Linked DNA regions of Homo sapiens: regions 1 and 2 are each linked to region 3. The links are chromatin loops, found by intact Hi-C in ENCODE. Cell type or tissue: heart right ventricle. All regions are shown on one strand.

Region 1 (5,000 bases), 390 kb after region 3:
CCCCATCGTTCATGCTGGGTGAGATTATCCATCTGTTTAACCCTCTAGGAACAGATCAGACACACCTTAAAGTTAAGGACCAGTTCTTACTCCCTCTGAAACACCAGCTTAGTGAAATGAAAAATGAATTGTCTTTGGAATGAGCCAGTACCTGGCTCTGACATTTAGTAGTTGCTTGACCTTGGACAGCTCACTTAACCTCTCTGAGACTTATTTTCCTTATGTAAAAACTAGTGATTACAAATATATACTTGCGCAAGCTGTGAGGATTAAATAAGATCTTGATGAGAAATGCCTGGTATAGTTTGGGCACTCTATGTTTTGAAAACTATGGATATACAAAGACGGCAGCAACCCTGTGGGTATAATCTTGGTGATGTGGGTGTGGAGGAGTGAGGCTGGACTGGTTCCTGGCAGCAGGGAGGAAAAGCCAGTTTGGGACAGGGGTGCCTGAAACTCACTGTGCAGTTTCCTTGGGCAGGCCCACCCCAAACCTGGCTTCAGCCCAAGCCTGCCTGATGGGGGCCCTTCCCAGGATCCCCACCCACAGTCAGGACAGGTCCTGGCCCGTACCTCACTCCTCTGCCTGCGGCTGGGGTTTGCTTAAGCCTCTTACATTCCGGAGGGATTGATAGGATTCCAGAAGCCACACCCACCACCCACTGCCAATCCCAGGGTTAGGAGAGAAACACCGGGTCTTGCCCTCCACGCCTCGGGCTGATGGTCGGCACCCCGCCCCCCAGCACCACCCTTCACATACACACATGGCCCTGTCTCTTCTTCACAGAACAGCACAACTTTAAGGAACCCCAAGGAGCCCTGCCACCCTCTTTCTGCTGACCCTTGCCCTGTCAATCTGATGGGCCACACCCTTCCACATTCCCCACAGAGCATCAACCAGTTTCATTCCTTTCCTCCCTACGAAACCCACAAATTCAAAGAACTTGCCCAGAATTCGTGGCATTAGGAGAACCATGGCTATAGGGTGACCTAACGGTGGCTGAATGTACCCACACCCGCTGGGTTGCTTCACCCAGATTATAGCTCCAAAGACTCTGGGTTCCTGGGACCCCATGTTGGAAAACACTGTTGGACAGATGGGGAAACTGAGGACCAGAGAGCAAAAGGAACTCACCCAAGTCATAGTCAGGCCTGGCTGGGCAGTGGTAGAACCCAGGCCTGCGATGCTGCAAGCCAGACAGACTCCTGAGGCCTGCCCTCAGGACAAATCAGCCACAGATGGCGCCTCCACACCCACAGAGGCACCTTCTGGTGGGTGCATGACATAGTCCAACATGACTGTAGGGGGGTGGGTTTGAAGGAACTGGGGACAAACAGATGGCTCTGCCCTGACTCCCTGACTCCTCAGTGTGGCCTAGGACAAGTGGCTTAACCTCTCTGAGCTTCTGCGTCCACATCTTAAAGTGGAGATCAATCACAAGGTAACTGAGGGTTAGAGGATGTAATGCTTGTAAAGAGTTTAGCAGGAGGCCCAGCATATGGTAAGCAATCTACAAACAGCTGTTATTGCTATCATTATTAATAAAAACAATGGAATAGAAGTCTATAATCCTGCCTTAGCCATGGCACCAGATTGGAGATTGAGGGAAACTCAGGACAGGCCCCCAAACCCCCCACTGCAGAGTCCTGTGACCTTACAACCCCTTCCCTGCCCACCTTTCCTTCCCTACAAAGCCCACAGCCTCCGGGGCCTGGGCCCAGCACTCACCTTCTGCTCCACTGCGCTCTCCCTCTGCTGGCTCTGATGATTCATCCACCCCCAGGCCATAGTCATGCCCATCAGAAACCCATTTTTCCAGTTTCCCCTTCTGAGCCAGGGGCCTCTTCGGCCATGCCTTGTTCCCAGTATAAGGGAGGAGTAGGGGGCCCTGAGCTGGAAAAGGGTATCTAGGGGGAGTTGGGGTAGCAAGGAGGAAGACGGGAAAGGAAGTAAGGACAGAAACAATTTCCTCCCTTGGCTTGAATTAGTCTAGAGCAGCTCTGATCCCTGGGCAGGGATAGACCCAGGTTTTTCAGGTGTGAGAGATGGGGAGAGGTCAGGCTAGAGCTGTGATTTGCCACTGCTGAAAGCATCCTGGAAGTCCCTCCAGCACCTCAAACTCAGCAGAATTCAAGCAGAACTTACCCCATGTCAAAACTGCCCCTACTCCTTGGCTGTCCACACAGTCCCTCAGATAGGAAACCTGGGCATGCCCCGTCTCACCCCTCTCCTGGCCAGCACATCTCACCCACGGCCATGTGCTGGCCTTTTCTGCCTGGGAACACCATATCTTCCTGTTGGGCCCTGCTGCCCATGCTACCTGGTTAGGTCTTCACGAGTCCTCCCCTTCCTCGCTGGGCTCCTGCCCTGCAATCTCCCTCCATACTACCCAGTGAATCTTTCTTAGACACAGAATTAATCAAACATGTGGGCAGGCTTGAGACAGCAGGAGCCAACTTGTCTCTGGTCCGCCGATGAATGAATGGCGGGCAGAGGTTGGGAAGTGGGCTGGGCAGGCCCACTGTGGGCTCACACTCACTGAGCGCCAACCGTACACTTTACCGTCATCATACCCAGTGAAGGTGGGTACCACTGGACCCATTTCACAGATGGGGAAATTGAGGGTACAGAGGTCATGAATGTCACACCCAGCCCCCAGCCAGGAGATGACAGAGTTGGATTTTGAACTCCAGTCTAACTTCAGAGCCTGATTCTCTTCAATGTTTAGAGGTTATCTCTAGAGACTAAGGGGAAATAATTTGTGTTTGGGGCCCTTAAGGGTCAGTGAATCAAGTGGCTTCCTGAGAAAGGAAGGAAGTCTCTTGCGGGGGGGCAGGGGGTGGTGTATGTGTGTGTGTGTGTGTGTGTGTGTGTGTGTGTGTGTGTGTGTGTGTGTATGTCCAGCTCCTGGGCAGACCTGTGCGTCCAGCCTGAAAGTGAATGTTGCTGCCACTGCTGCCCTCCACTGACCAGAGGCAGAACTGTTCCAATCTCTTGGGAATCTGACTTCACAGGGGACTACATTGCCCAACTCCACGGACCCTGAGAAACCAGATGGGTTAAGGTTAAATCCCTAATATACAAAGAGTTCTTAAAAAGCAATAAGAAACAAACAAATTTAATCCAACAGAAAAAAATAGACAAAGGACATAAACAGGCCATTTCACAAAAGAAAACATCCAAATAGCCAATAAGCAGATGATCAATTTCACTAATAACCAAATAAATGATAATAAAAACAATAATGACAAGTTCACCTGTTAGATTACAAATTGACAATGCCTTCTTTTAGAAAGAGTGCTGAGAAACAGGCATTCATGTATTGTCAGTAGCAGTGAGATTGGTACTAGCTTTTTGGAGGGCAATATCAAAAATTTTAATATTCACATTTTTTTTTGAGACAGGGTCCAGGCTGGAGTGCAGTGGTGTGTGTAATCACAGGGCACTGCAGCCTCGACCTCCAGGGCTCAAGTCATCCTCCTGCCTCAGTTTCTCAAGTAGCGTGGACCATAGGCATACACCACCATGCCCAGCTAATTTTTAAATTTTTTGTAGAGGCAGTATCTCCCTATGTTGCCCAGGCTGATCTTGAACTCCTGAACTCGAGTGATCCTCCCACCTTGGCCTTCCAAAGTGCTGGATTATAGGCATAAGCTGCCATGCCCAGCCCCTACATTTTTCTACCTAACTGTTCTGCATCTAGAAATTTATCCTAAAAATGCAAAAGAATATATGTTTAAAGGTGTTTGCTGCTACAGTGTTTATGGTCCATCTATGGACTATAGAGAAAAATAGGGAGCCACTAAAAATAAAGACGTAACTGGATTCTGCTCATGTTCATGCTGATCACGTTTATACATTTATGTAAATTGTATATTTGTATGTGAGTATGTAATCAAAGTAAAACTTTGACAGTAATAAGATAAATATATTTTTTACATAGATATCCATGACATATTATGGAGTGAAAAACTGAGATTGCACCATAGTTAAAATACTATGATCCAGTTTACATAAAGTTGTGGGTGTGTGTTTGTGTGTGTGTGTGAACATAAGGAGTTATCTTGGAAGACTGTTACCAAAATCTTAATGGTGGCTACCTTTGTATAATAAGATTTCACTTAAATTTTACTTTCTCCTGTATACTTCTCTTATGGTTTAAATTTCTTTTTAATGAGTCTATATTATTTTAATAATGAAAACAATAAAGTTGTTTTCATTCTGAAGAAAGAGAACAGTCAGAAGATCTTGCTTCCCCAGGTGGGGGAGCCCAGTGGTAGGATGGGGGTGGCCCTGCTAGGACAGCAAGCTGGTGGTTGGGATATTAAGGTGGGGTGCAGAGATCTGGAGCTGCATCTGACCCAGTGTAAAGTTGCCTGGAATGAGTCCTAGATGGTCAGAGAGGAAAACGCCTGCTGGTCTAACACCCTCTGTGTGAGGCAGGAGTGACAGATTACATGGCTCAGATTGGGCAAGGGAATTGGCCAAGGTTACACAGTGAGCTAGTGCTGAATTGGGCACCAAAACCCAGGCCTTCAGACCCTAGGCCAGGGCTCCTTCCTCACTGCTCTCACTTCATAAGGTGGATCTGAAGGTCAGAAGTTAGATCAGGTTAGGCAGCAGGTTTCCACTGAGATGGTGCTGTTACTGATTTGCTGGGAGTACAATTATCTCCAATTTAGCCTCCTTAGCACTGAGCCAGGAAGTCATTGCTCCCTGGGAACATCTTTGTGCCACGTGCCTGTTCCTGATGCTGAGCTGGAAGCTGGGTTGTAAGGGATGGATGGTGGCCTCTCTCCATCCCCAGTCTTCCTGCCTCCAGAACCGCCTCAGCAATTCATTCTCTACACCACCCTAGGGGGATTCCCTGAAAACTCTACTCCCACGCGTCGCCTCTGCTTGGAAAAGCTCTCTGTGGTTCCCCACCGCCCTTATTCAAGGCCTTCAGTGATGTGAACCCACCCTCCATTTGCAGCCCTTGCCCAGCCCCTCCAGCCAC
Region 2 (5,000 bases), 240 kb after region 3:
ACATTCACTTCTGCCTCTTCCCTCCTAGCATCTGCCTGCCCTTCTGCCATCCGAGCGCCCTGACTGCGCCACACTGCAGGCCATGGAGAATGAGCTGCCAGTCCCACATACATCTAGCAGTGCCTGTGCCACCAGCAGTACCAGCGGGGCCAGTAGCAGCAGTGGCTGCAACAACAGCAGCAGTGGTGGAAGTGGCCGCCCCACCGGGCCCCAGATTTCTGTGTACAGTGGTATTCCAGACCGGCAGACCGTGCAGGTAAGAGTCTAATTGATCTGGGAATTATACTCCTTAATCATCTCCAGGGCTAGCAAGGAGGAGGTGTTGGCATGGTCTGGTGGGATAATCTAGATGTGGACTCTAGAACGGGCATATGGGAGTGAGTTCGTAGATACACATTTGTGTATAGTTACAGGGGGTGAAGGATGCAAAATGGCCCAATCAAGGAGTTTGGAGGACACGTGTGTGAAAGTATAAAGGGCAGACAAGTAACAATAACAAATAATACATGACCAAGAGCTGCTCAGCCACAACCCAGACCCACTCTCTAAATGACCATTGCCCGGTGAAGAACACATCTCAGTTTTTCAGAGACCAAAAGCCAAAGAGAACCCCCAAATAATCCTTTGTCATTGCAGCTTTTTACCTTCTCCCTTAAAGCAGCAGTTGGCAAATGTCATCCAGAAGGCCTTCCAGGTGGCGGCTCACTGCTCCTAAATGCAGTCAGGGCCATGCACTACCATCTGCTGTGTGCCTGACATGGTACTAAGCATTTTGCACGCTTATCCTTTTGGTTATTATTAGGCACAATTCTGTAGTTGAGAAAACTGGGGCTCAGAGAAGGTAATAACTTGTTCAAGGTCATTCAGGTAAAGACAAAAAAATTGAACCTCTCACCCCAGACCTGTGTTCTTAATCACTACAATGTTTTTTTGAGGTTCCTGGATAATACAGGCAGAAAAGAGAGACCACAGCTGAGAAGTGTTTACTCCCAGTGACTTTGCTATTACAGTTTGGATATACTAGAAAAGTGACCTCATCCTGCTTTGAACTTAGGCCCAGATAAGGGAACAAGGGAGAACCCACAACAGACAGTAAGAGGGCCTGAAAACCCAAGTTAAAGAAGATGCCATCAGATACCCTGGACTCTTCCCTCTCCCACTTATTTCTACCTCGTGCTTAGTGAATCCATGTTTCCTGCCCCTACCCTTGTCCCTAGCCCCAGCACCTGGCCCTGGCCCATCATGCATGAGAACCTTAGCTCTGATTTATAGCCACGGCATTCAGATATACCCACTCCTGCCACTCATCACAATTCTAGGCAAAAGGGGGTCTGGGGTCCTGTTCTGGCGAGTGGAATCACCCAAGGTTGCATGCAGAACCATCCTGGGCTCCTCCTGTCTCCCTTCATTGACATCTTCTCATGAGGAAGGGTCACAGGATCTCAACTACATGGGCTGGACTGCTGGGGAGGTCACTTTCAGGAGTCTAATAGAAAGGCCTAGGCAAAGGGAATACAGACAGATAATTCTGAGAGAGCAGGAGAGAAAAAGAATAGAGTTAAAATAAAACAGGGTATCGGAGAGGGGTGTTCACGTCAGAGGAGTGGAATCTGGGGGCAACATGTGGAAGAGTTGGGATGGGGATGTCTGGGGAGACACCAGAGCCCACGGAGGATCTGCTATAACAACAGGCTGTTTTTACAGAACCCCAAATCTGAGCCAGAGGCTGTTTTGTCCTAGAGCTGTCAGCCCTAGAAGTCACACCAACCTGGGGAAAGCCTGACCTGACCCTGGGCCCCGTTCTGGCAAGGCTTGCTCGCCGGGACAGGGCCCAGGGTCAGGAGCTGCCTGTGGCCAGGGATTCAGCAGAGGTAAGGGTAGAAAATAGGGGGAAGCCTGGTGAAGGCCAGTGCAGGGCATCAACTGGGAAGAGATGGCAGGAGGGTGACCAGTGGGAGAAGGGAGGAGAAATGTCTCTGGGACTCACAGGAAGAAGACAGAGGATCTTAGGGCTGGGGAAAGGCACTCGCTGTTCTTTGTTCCTGGGGATGGGGAGGATCAAAGGACAGCCTTTTGTCCTTTCCAGGAGATTGGCCAATCCCATCAGGAAAGAAGGAATAAGCAGTAAGGCCAGGGAATGGGAGACAGCAGCTAAAAAGAGGGAATGATGGAGAGAGAGAGGAAGGGAAAGAATTAAAGGGGGCCGGGCACAGTGGCTCACGCCTGTAATCCCAGCACTTTGGGAGACCGAGGTGGGTAGATTACCTGAGGTCAGGAGTTCGAGACCAGCCTGGCCAACATGGTAAAACCCCGTCTCTACTAAAAATACAAAAAAAATTAGCCAGGTGTGGTGGCGGGCACCTGTAATTCCAGCTCCTTGGGAGGCTGAGGCAGGAGAATCACTTGAACTAGGGAGGCAGAGGTTGCAGTGAGCCGAGATCACGCCATTGCACTCCAGCCTGGGCAACAAGAGCGAAACTCCATCCCCCCTCCAAAAAAAAGAATAAAAGGGGAGTGTGCTGTCCCTGTGGCACTGGCCTGCTCTGTAAGGCCCAGACAACCTTATTCTAAGGGATTGATGGGACTCTGAGAGGCTGTGGGCAGAGCTGGGGAGCAGCCCCAAGTCTGCCTTGCAGCCCCAGCCTCAAGAAGGAGGCATTGCCTCCACCTAAGTTTGCCTGTGGCTGGCTGTTGCTGAAGCTGGAGTAGGCCCCCTGCTGACTTGGCTCTTCCCTCCACCCCCATTCTTTTCCCTGCCTTATTGAGCTTCACTCTCATCTGAGGCTGCAGAGTGACAGAGGGAGAGGAGTGCCTGACAAGCCTGGTGGAGACCCTTCTGTCTCCCTGAGCCTCCCTACTGCCCAAGAGTTGGTTAAAGCACTGGCGTGCGGCTCTGATTCTCCTCACCGAGGCAGTTGATGCAGGAGCAGGCCGTGCTGGGGAGGAGCTGCAGAGAGAGGCAAGATAGACAAAGTTAGACATGATGAAGAAGCTCTGCGAACAGCTGTCCTCCCACTGCCCTAGAGAGTGGCCACAATTGGCTGTGGTGGTGGTCACAGATCTTGGTGTCTCCCGAGCAGTTATAGAGACCTGGGGTGGGCAAGGCATTACTGCCAAAGGGGTGTTCTGTGTGGCAGCTACCAGCCTGGCTCTTCCCCCTCCCTCCCTTCTCAGGTGATCCAGCAGGCCCTGCACAGACAGCCCAGCACGGCCGCTCAGTACCTGCAGCAGATGTACGCCGCCCAGCAGCAGCACCTCATGCTGCAGACCGCGGCGCTCCAGCAGCAGCACCTCAGCAGCGCCCAGCTCCAGAGCCTGGCAGCCGTACAGCAGGTGAGACTTGGGAAGGACCTTGAGGCTGGTGCCAGGCATCCTGGTTGTGGAAGCAAAAGGGAGAGGAAGCAGGCACCGCACCTGCGCTTCACATCCTTCTCTTACCTGCAACCTAAAGAAGTCCTTGTGACACGAGCACTACTGTCATTATCTCCTTTTGGCAGATGAAGGACAGAGCCCAGGGTCATGCAGCTAGTGACTATAGCGGCGGAATGCTAGCCCATGGAAGAAGTGCCGGGGAGCCCCTCTCCTAACCACCTTACCGCAGGTCTAGGGAAAGGACTGTGGGTTCCAGGGAAGCGTTCGTGAACGAAGGGCACTGCCTGTTTAGCTTGTCTGCCCATTGTTGCTCTCTCTCCTCCTTAGCTGAGAAGAACACATTCATTTATCCATTCAGAAAAACATTTTATGTACCTTCTGCATGCAAAGTTTGTATCAAGCACTGGGTATACTGAGCACCCTGTCTTCTTGGCACTTACAATAGGAGACAGCAAGTAAACAGGAACCAGAATAGCCAAGGAAACAAAATATTTAAATCTCTAAGTTACAATAAGCGCCATGAAAGAGAAGAACAGATTGTTCTGACTGAAGGGCAAGGTAGACGGCCTTGCATTGCATGGTCAGGAAAAGCCTGTCTGTTGGAGTAACACTGGAGCTGACACTTGAAGGATGAGAAGCCGGCCATGGGGAGAAGGGCAGTTTGGACACTCCAGCTCATGTCTGCAAATTCTCTGTGGGGGGCGGTGGCTGGGTGTGATGGCAGTGGCCAAGTGTGATGGCGGTGGCCGGGTGTGATGGCGGTGGCCAGGTGTGATGGTGGTGGCTGGGTGTGATGGTGGTGGCCAGGTGTGATGGTGGTGGCTGGGTGTGATGGTGGTGGCCGGGTGTGATAGTGGTGGAGTGGAGGGCTCCACACACCGAAGGCGGTGGCCTAATAGTTGGAGTGCTCAGTGGCAATGCCTTGCCTTATTCAGTCCTCTCAGCAATCCTATCAGGCAGGTACTGTTAGCATCCTCACCTATTCACAGAGGAGGCGGGATACTTGCTGTGGGCCACATAGAGGCAGGTTGGGGGCTGACCTCCAGAGGCTGTTGTCCTTAACACCAGCCTGCAGCACCTCCTGTGGATGATGAGAGCCCAGGAGTGACTGGGGGAGGTCTGGGACTCTAGCAAGAGGAGTTTGTTCTTTCCTAGGCAAGCCTGGTATCCAATAGACAAGGAAGCACTTCAGGCAGCAATGTGTCTGCGCAGGCCCCGGCCCAGTCATCTTCGGTGAGTAGAATGGGGGAGCAGCAGCAGAGTCCACAGCCCCAGGACCAAAATGCCCAAGTTCCCAGACCCAGTTGTGGTGAATCCGTGGCCATGTAGCATCATGGCTGGAATCTATTGCCCTTACCGGGAAGAAAAAGAAAAGGGCATGTCTCTTACTGACCTTTAGGTTAGTAACTCCCTGTCATCCTCCCAGTGTCAGGGCTCTCTGTGGATAGCTCAGTTCTCTCAACATGGGATCCCCCTGCAGCTCTGCACCAAGGTCAGAGATGGGACAGGGCTGGGGGATTGCTCCAAAGCCAAGGACCACAGACGTTCCTGAAGGAGGCTGAATAAACCAAGGAGCAAAAGAGGGGGGAGAAAGAAATGGATGAGGGGGACACAGCTCACCAACAGAA
Region 3 (5,000 bases):
CCCAAGGCACTTTCCCCCATTAGAGACTACAAAGACCTTGCTATGGAAACCATTCATTTAACGGCAGCTGCTGTTCATTAGGGGTTTACAACATGTGCCAGCCTTGTCCCAAGTAAATGCAGTCCTTTCTGATATGACCTCACAACAACCCCATTAGAAGGGTGCTGTCACTAGTTCCATTTTACAGTTGTGGGAAACCGAGTTCTGGAGGGTTTTGAACTTGCCCACGGTCCCATCGGAAGTGAAGGTGGGATTGTGACACAGGCAGTCGAGGCTGGAGCCTACTCTGCACTGTTTTCGGGTCTGTTTGCCAAGCTGTCCTCTCCCCAGAAAGCACTTGCCTGGACCTGCCAATCCCTGTTCTATGATCCTTTCCCTGGGTCTCTAAGACTGGCTAGCCCCTTTCTGTTCACACAACCTTTTCCTAATAAGATGCAAAAGAAAAGAACTGATGTCAACTGACCAGACTGCAGGGGTGCCCCAGCCCTGCATCCTCAGATGACTCTGAATTCACCTTGATTGGCATATCAGATGTCCCTAAGCCCCTGGGTCACTCAGACAGCCTGGTGGTTGGCTCCTGTGGGATGCTGATCACCGTCACTTTTCTGAGGATGGGCTCGTGGTGAGCCTCCCCTGCCGCCCACCCTGCCCCCTGAAATATATATTTGAGAAGAGCCTGGCATGGTGCCGGGCACAGAGTGGGGACTTGATGCATGCCAGTCCCCTTCCTTCATCCTTTTTCTGCAGTCTTGAAAGAGTAGATTGGGCAGTGAGGAGAGGGAGATTTGGGGGATACGGTAAGAAATGGTTGGACTTCTTTTGGCACAGAACTTCCTCACTTTTCCTGGACATCCTCACCAGGGAACTGACCTGTGAAGGGCATGTTCAAGGTCAAGAGTCCATAACTTGGGTTTGTGGACTTTTAGGCTGTCCTAGAATGTACCTCCCTTCCTGAATGTACATATTGAATGTTGCCCGTGGGCTTAGTCTTTTAAGAAGATTCCTTTGGATTCTCAAGGGGCTATATGACTCATGAAAGCTTAAAAACTGCTGCTTGAAGGGAGCTTCCAAACATTGGCAGGGCCCTGTACACCCCTTGATGTTGTCCTGACCCTCTGTCTCATCTCATTGTCACAGCACAGTGTGGGGGAACAGTGGAGGAGATGGAGGGGGTGATCCTGAGCCCCGGCTTCCCAGGCAACTACCCCAGTAACATGGACTGCTCCTGGAAAATAGCACTGCCCGTGGGCTTTGGTAAGTCTCTGCAGCCCCCAGAGGAGACAGGCTTCAAGCCCAGACCCTTGAGCTTAAAACTACTGTCCGCCAAAATCTCTTAGCACAAACTTGGGCCAAGTCTGTTTAGTACTCTGCCTCTCTGTTTTCTCATCTGTTGACCTCTTGTACAATTGTGAAGACCAATTAAGAATGGCAGAGATTAACATATAGGGGGGAGAAAAATCTTAGGGGTTGCCATTATTATTATTTGAGCCATAAACTAAAATCCAGGAATGTGGAATGAGAAATTACTCGGATTATACCTAACTAACACTGTATCACTTGATATTAAAAATAAAAAATAAAAATAAATTACTCAGGGACTTAAAAAAAAAGGCGGGGGTGGGGCGGAAATCTGTCGTACAGAGACTGGACCTCAAGTTGTACTTTTAACCCCAGTGTCTAATTTATCATCCTAATTAAATTGAGCCAAATCAATGAGAAATCGAGTTTGCATTCTTCTTCGTATGCACATTCTAGCTGGCCTAGAGACTGGGAAGGTTGTTTTTTTGGTTTTGGGGGGTTATTTTTGTTTTGTTTTGTTTTTGGAGCTGGAGTATGCTAGGCATGGGAGGTTGTCAGGGTGTGGAGGACATCAGTGTGGGTACAAAATGTAATTGCTGGTGATCCACATATTATGCACTGGGAATATCATTTAACCCAAATGTCTCTGTTGAAGGGATGAGGGCTTTGTGCTGACATGGAACTGATGGGCCGTACGCACGGGTCATCTTGCCCAAGCCATTGCACTGCTTCTAGGAATGAAATGTCCCAAGGGGATTATGCCTGCATAGCCCTGAATGCCAGTCTGTGAGCCTCAGAAATGAAGATCTCCCATTTTATCCTTCATTATTCAGCCTGGAGTGTGATTAGAGATTAGGGAAGGGGCTTTTGGGAGAAAGCAGTCTAACTGGCCTTCTCTAAATCCGGTTGGAGGGGAGGAGAGAGCTTGGTGGCCCTCTGAAAGATGTTATTTTCTGTTCAGTACCATCTTCTGAAGGAAACTGGGTGTTCAGTACCATCTTCTGAAGGAAACTGGGAGCAAAGCGATGACGCCCTCGGCAGTCTTAGGAGACTCCAGACTTTGAGACATTAAGAGGATCTGGGAGACCCTGTACCTCTGCATCCAGTCTTGAGGCAGAACCAAGATGATAGAAGGTGGGGAGGGCAACATCCAAAGGCAAACAGAAGTTTGAATGAGGTGGCTTTCCCTGTAAGTCCTTATGTTCAGCCACCATTTTCACCTCTAAATTCTGGGTGCTAATTCAGGTTTCAGGGAAGAAGCTACTGCTGGGTCCAGTTGCAAAGGCCCGGGATCCCTTGCTTTCAAGTTAATGTTGGATTCTGCCGAGGTCCCTAACTTGGTACCTGGTCTCAGCGTGTAAAGAGCTGCTGCAGCTACATGCTGCTCCACTAGATGGCGGTCACAGTCCAGTTCTTTCCTTGGAGTTCAAGTCAGAAATTCCGCCATCCTTAAAGAGCCCCTTCTGTGGGCCTGCAGCCCGCAGGGCTCCTATATGAGGGGACGATGCCTGGGCAGTGGAATGGAAAGCACAGGCTCCTCAGATAATGTATACAAAGATGTCATCACAGCCTAACACGGTGAAAACCCGTCTCTACTAAAATACAAAAAATTAGCTGGGCCTGGTGGCGGGTGCCTGTAGTCCCAGCTACTTGGGAGGCTGAGGCAGGAGAATGGTGTGAACCCGGGAGGCGGAGCTTGCAGTGAGCCAAGATCGTGCCACTGCACTCCAGCCCGGGCGACCGAACAAGACTCTGTCTCAAAAAAAAAAAAAAAAACCATCACAAAATTATCTGCAACTTGGAAACAATCTGCATGTTCATGAGTTGGGGAGTGAACTGTATGGTTGGATAATTCATAAAATGGAATTAACATGCAGTTAAAATGAATGAACTATATTTTTGTATATTAACATGGATAGACCTTGAAAAACACAATATTATGTAAAAAACTGTATGTACAGTATAATATCATTTATGTAAATCTTGAAAACACATAAACCCAGATACATATTTAAGAATCCAAAACCATGAACTGGAAGGATAGCTTCCAAATTCATGTGATTGCTTCTGTGGAGGGCAGGAAAGGAATGGAACAGGGCAGGAGATGAAAGATCTTCAACATTAAGTGTCGAGTCTTTATTTTATTCTTTAAATGATCAGATGCAAAAAGAATTATACTCGTGCTTATTCTGAGCTTATTTGATAGCACAGATAAGCCAATTTTAAAAATGAAAATCCATCTATAATCTCATCGTGCAGCGATAATCACTAATGGCTTAGTCTCCCAGCGTTACCATGTAAGTCTCATGAAGACAAGGACCTTCTTGATCTTGCTCATCCTGTACAATGCCTAGCACAGCCCTGATGTACAGCAAATGCCCAGCAAATATTCCTAGCAGGCAAATTAATATTCTTCCATGTTTTATAATACAAAAATTAGAATTGTATACAGCATACTATTTGTCATCTGATTTTTACAATTATCAATGCAATATGGGCTTTTTCCTATGCTCAGTAAATATATTTCTTCAATAACATTTTCCATGGTGATCTAATTTTGAAAAATCTTATCAGTAAACAAACATAAATGTTCCCACCTTCGTTCTTGAAAGAGTATATTACTATGTACATTAAGAACTTAATTAGATTTATTTAACCTGTCAGGTTGCTAGAATGTCTTGATTAACTCACTAAGATCCCAAAGTAGAAACTTTATTTGGCTTCTTTATGGAACAGAGGGGACAATGTATACTTCTAAGCCCTACGTTTCTGAATTATCATAAGAGTTCTAGAAAACAGCAGTATTGAAGGTCTTGTCTTTTGATTAAGTATTGGGGGTGTTATTTTTAAATGAAAAGTTTATTCTAGCAAAACTATCTTTATGCTGATATTGGACATATGAATCATAAATTTAAACAAGTGTTGACCCTGAACTTTGTTTTCAACAAAATAAAATGAACTCCAGTGGAGCTCTGAAATGACTGATGCCTTTATTTTTGAATGAATAATACACTTTTAAGTTCAGCCCTGTCAAAGACAAGAGACTTGGCTGGACGGGCAATTCCCAAAGCCAGTTCTAGGAGCCTTGGCTGGGTGGGAAATCAGTAGCAGGGACTCATGGCTCTGGCAGGAGCTGCTTTCATGAGGCAGCACACTTGAGGCAGGACTGTGTTGCTTTGGGCACTGTCTGCCTCTGTCTTGCTCCCAGGAGCTCACATCCAGTTCCTGAACTTCTCCACCGAGCCCAACCACGACTACATAGAAATCCGGAATGGCCCCTATGAGACCAGCCGCATGATGGGAAGATTCAGTGGAAGCGAGCTTCCAAGCTCCCTCCTCTCCACGTCCCACGAGACCACCGTGTATTTCCACAGCGACCACTCCCAGAATCGGCCAGGATTCAAGCTGGAGTATCAGGGTAAGGACAAGGAGCACCGCCTTTGCTTCTCTGTCTATCTCCATCTCTTGCCCCAGCCACCCACCTTCCCAGCCTTCCATGTGGGGGAAAACAGAACACCATAAGGGGTGGGTTGCGGTGGCAGGCCCAGTCAGGGAAGCTTCCTTTTGGTGGCAGATCTCTCCGGACCCCATTTGTCAGCTTAAGTTCTCCCACAGCCTTTTCAAGAGTGGCAGGCCCAACAGCACCCTCTGAGGCTCCCACTCTGTACAGCTGTCCCTGGGCAAGTGGCCCATCTGTGCCT

The links. Hi-C counts contacts between places; a loop is a spot of excess contacts. Peaks named below come from ENCODE experiments on the same cell type or tissue, not always from the same donor. Only the 100,000 strongest peaks of a DNase experiment are listed, where the experiment ranks them.
Region 1: a loop joins it to region 3, with 8 times the contacts of the local background. A loop is called at or near these places in 24 of 110 quality-filtered maps.
Region 2: it touches region 3 in a loop (6-fold over the local background); 26 of 110 quality-filtered maps call a loop at or near these places.

What each region holds. Positions count from the first base shown.
Region 1 is chr1:33,216,830-33,221,829 of GRCh38, reverse strand. It overlaps a transcript of ZNF362 not described here. Among named protein-coding and RNA genes, the nearest start is that of ZNF362, 37 kb to the left of the region's middle. RefSeq lists enhancers at 903-1,687, 1,822-2,422. In heart right ventricle, a CTCF peak has its summit at 3,011 (motif pointing left); DNase peaks (open chromatin) are centred at 629 and 2,939; H3K27ac peaks cover 529 bases.
Region 2 is chr1:33,370,622-33,375,621 of GRCh38, reverse strand. It overlaps PHC2 (polyhomeotic homolog 2), which reads left to right. Exons shown (of 15, transcript NM_001385109.1): 2 at 29-256; 3 at 3,175-3,333; 4 at 4,528-4,605. The coding sequence starts at 83. Among named protein-coding and RNA genes, the nearest start is that of PHC2-AS1, 23 kb to the right of the region's middle. In heart right ventricle, no CTCF peak of the experiment used is centred here; no DNase peak of the experiment used is centred here; H3K27ac peaks cover 2,652 bases.
Region 3 is chr1:33,610,758-33,615,757 of GRCh38, reverse strand. CSMD2 (CUB and Sushi multiple domains 2) reads left to right here. Exons shown (of 71, transcript NM_001281956.2): 40 at 1,138-1,254; 41 at 4,508-4,717. Among named protein-coding and RNA genes, the nearest start is that of ZSCAN20, 140 kb to the right of the region's middle. In heart right ventricle, CTCF peaks have their summits at 2,483 and 2,693 (motif pointing right); a DNase peak (open chromatin) is centred at 2,697; H3K27me3 peaks cover 720 bases.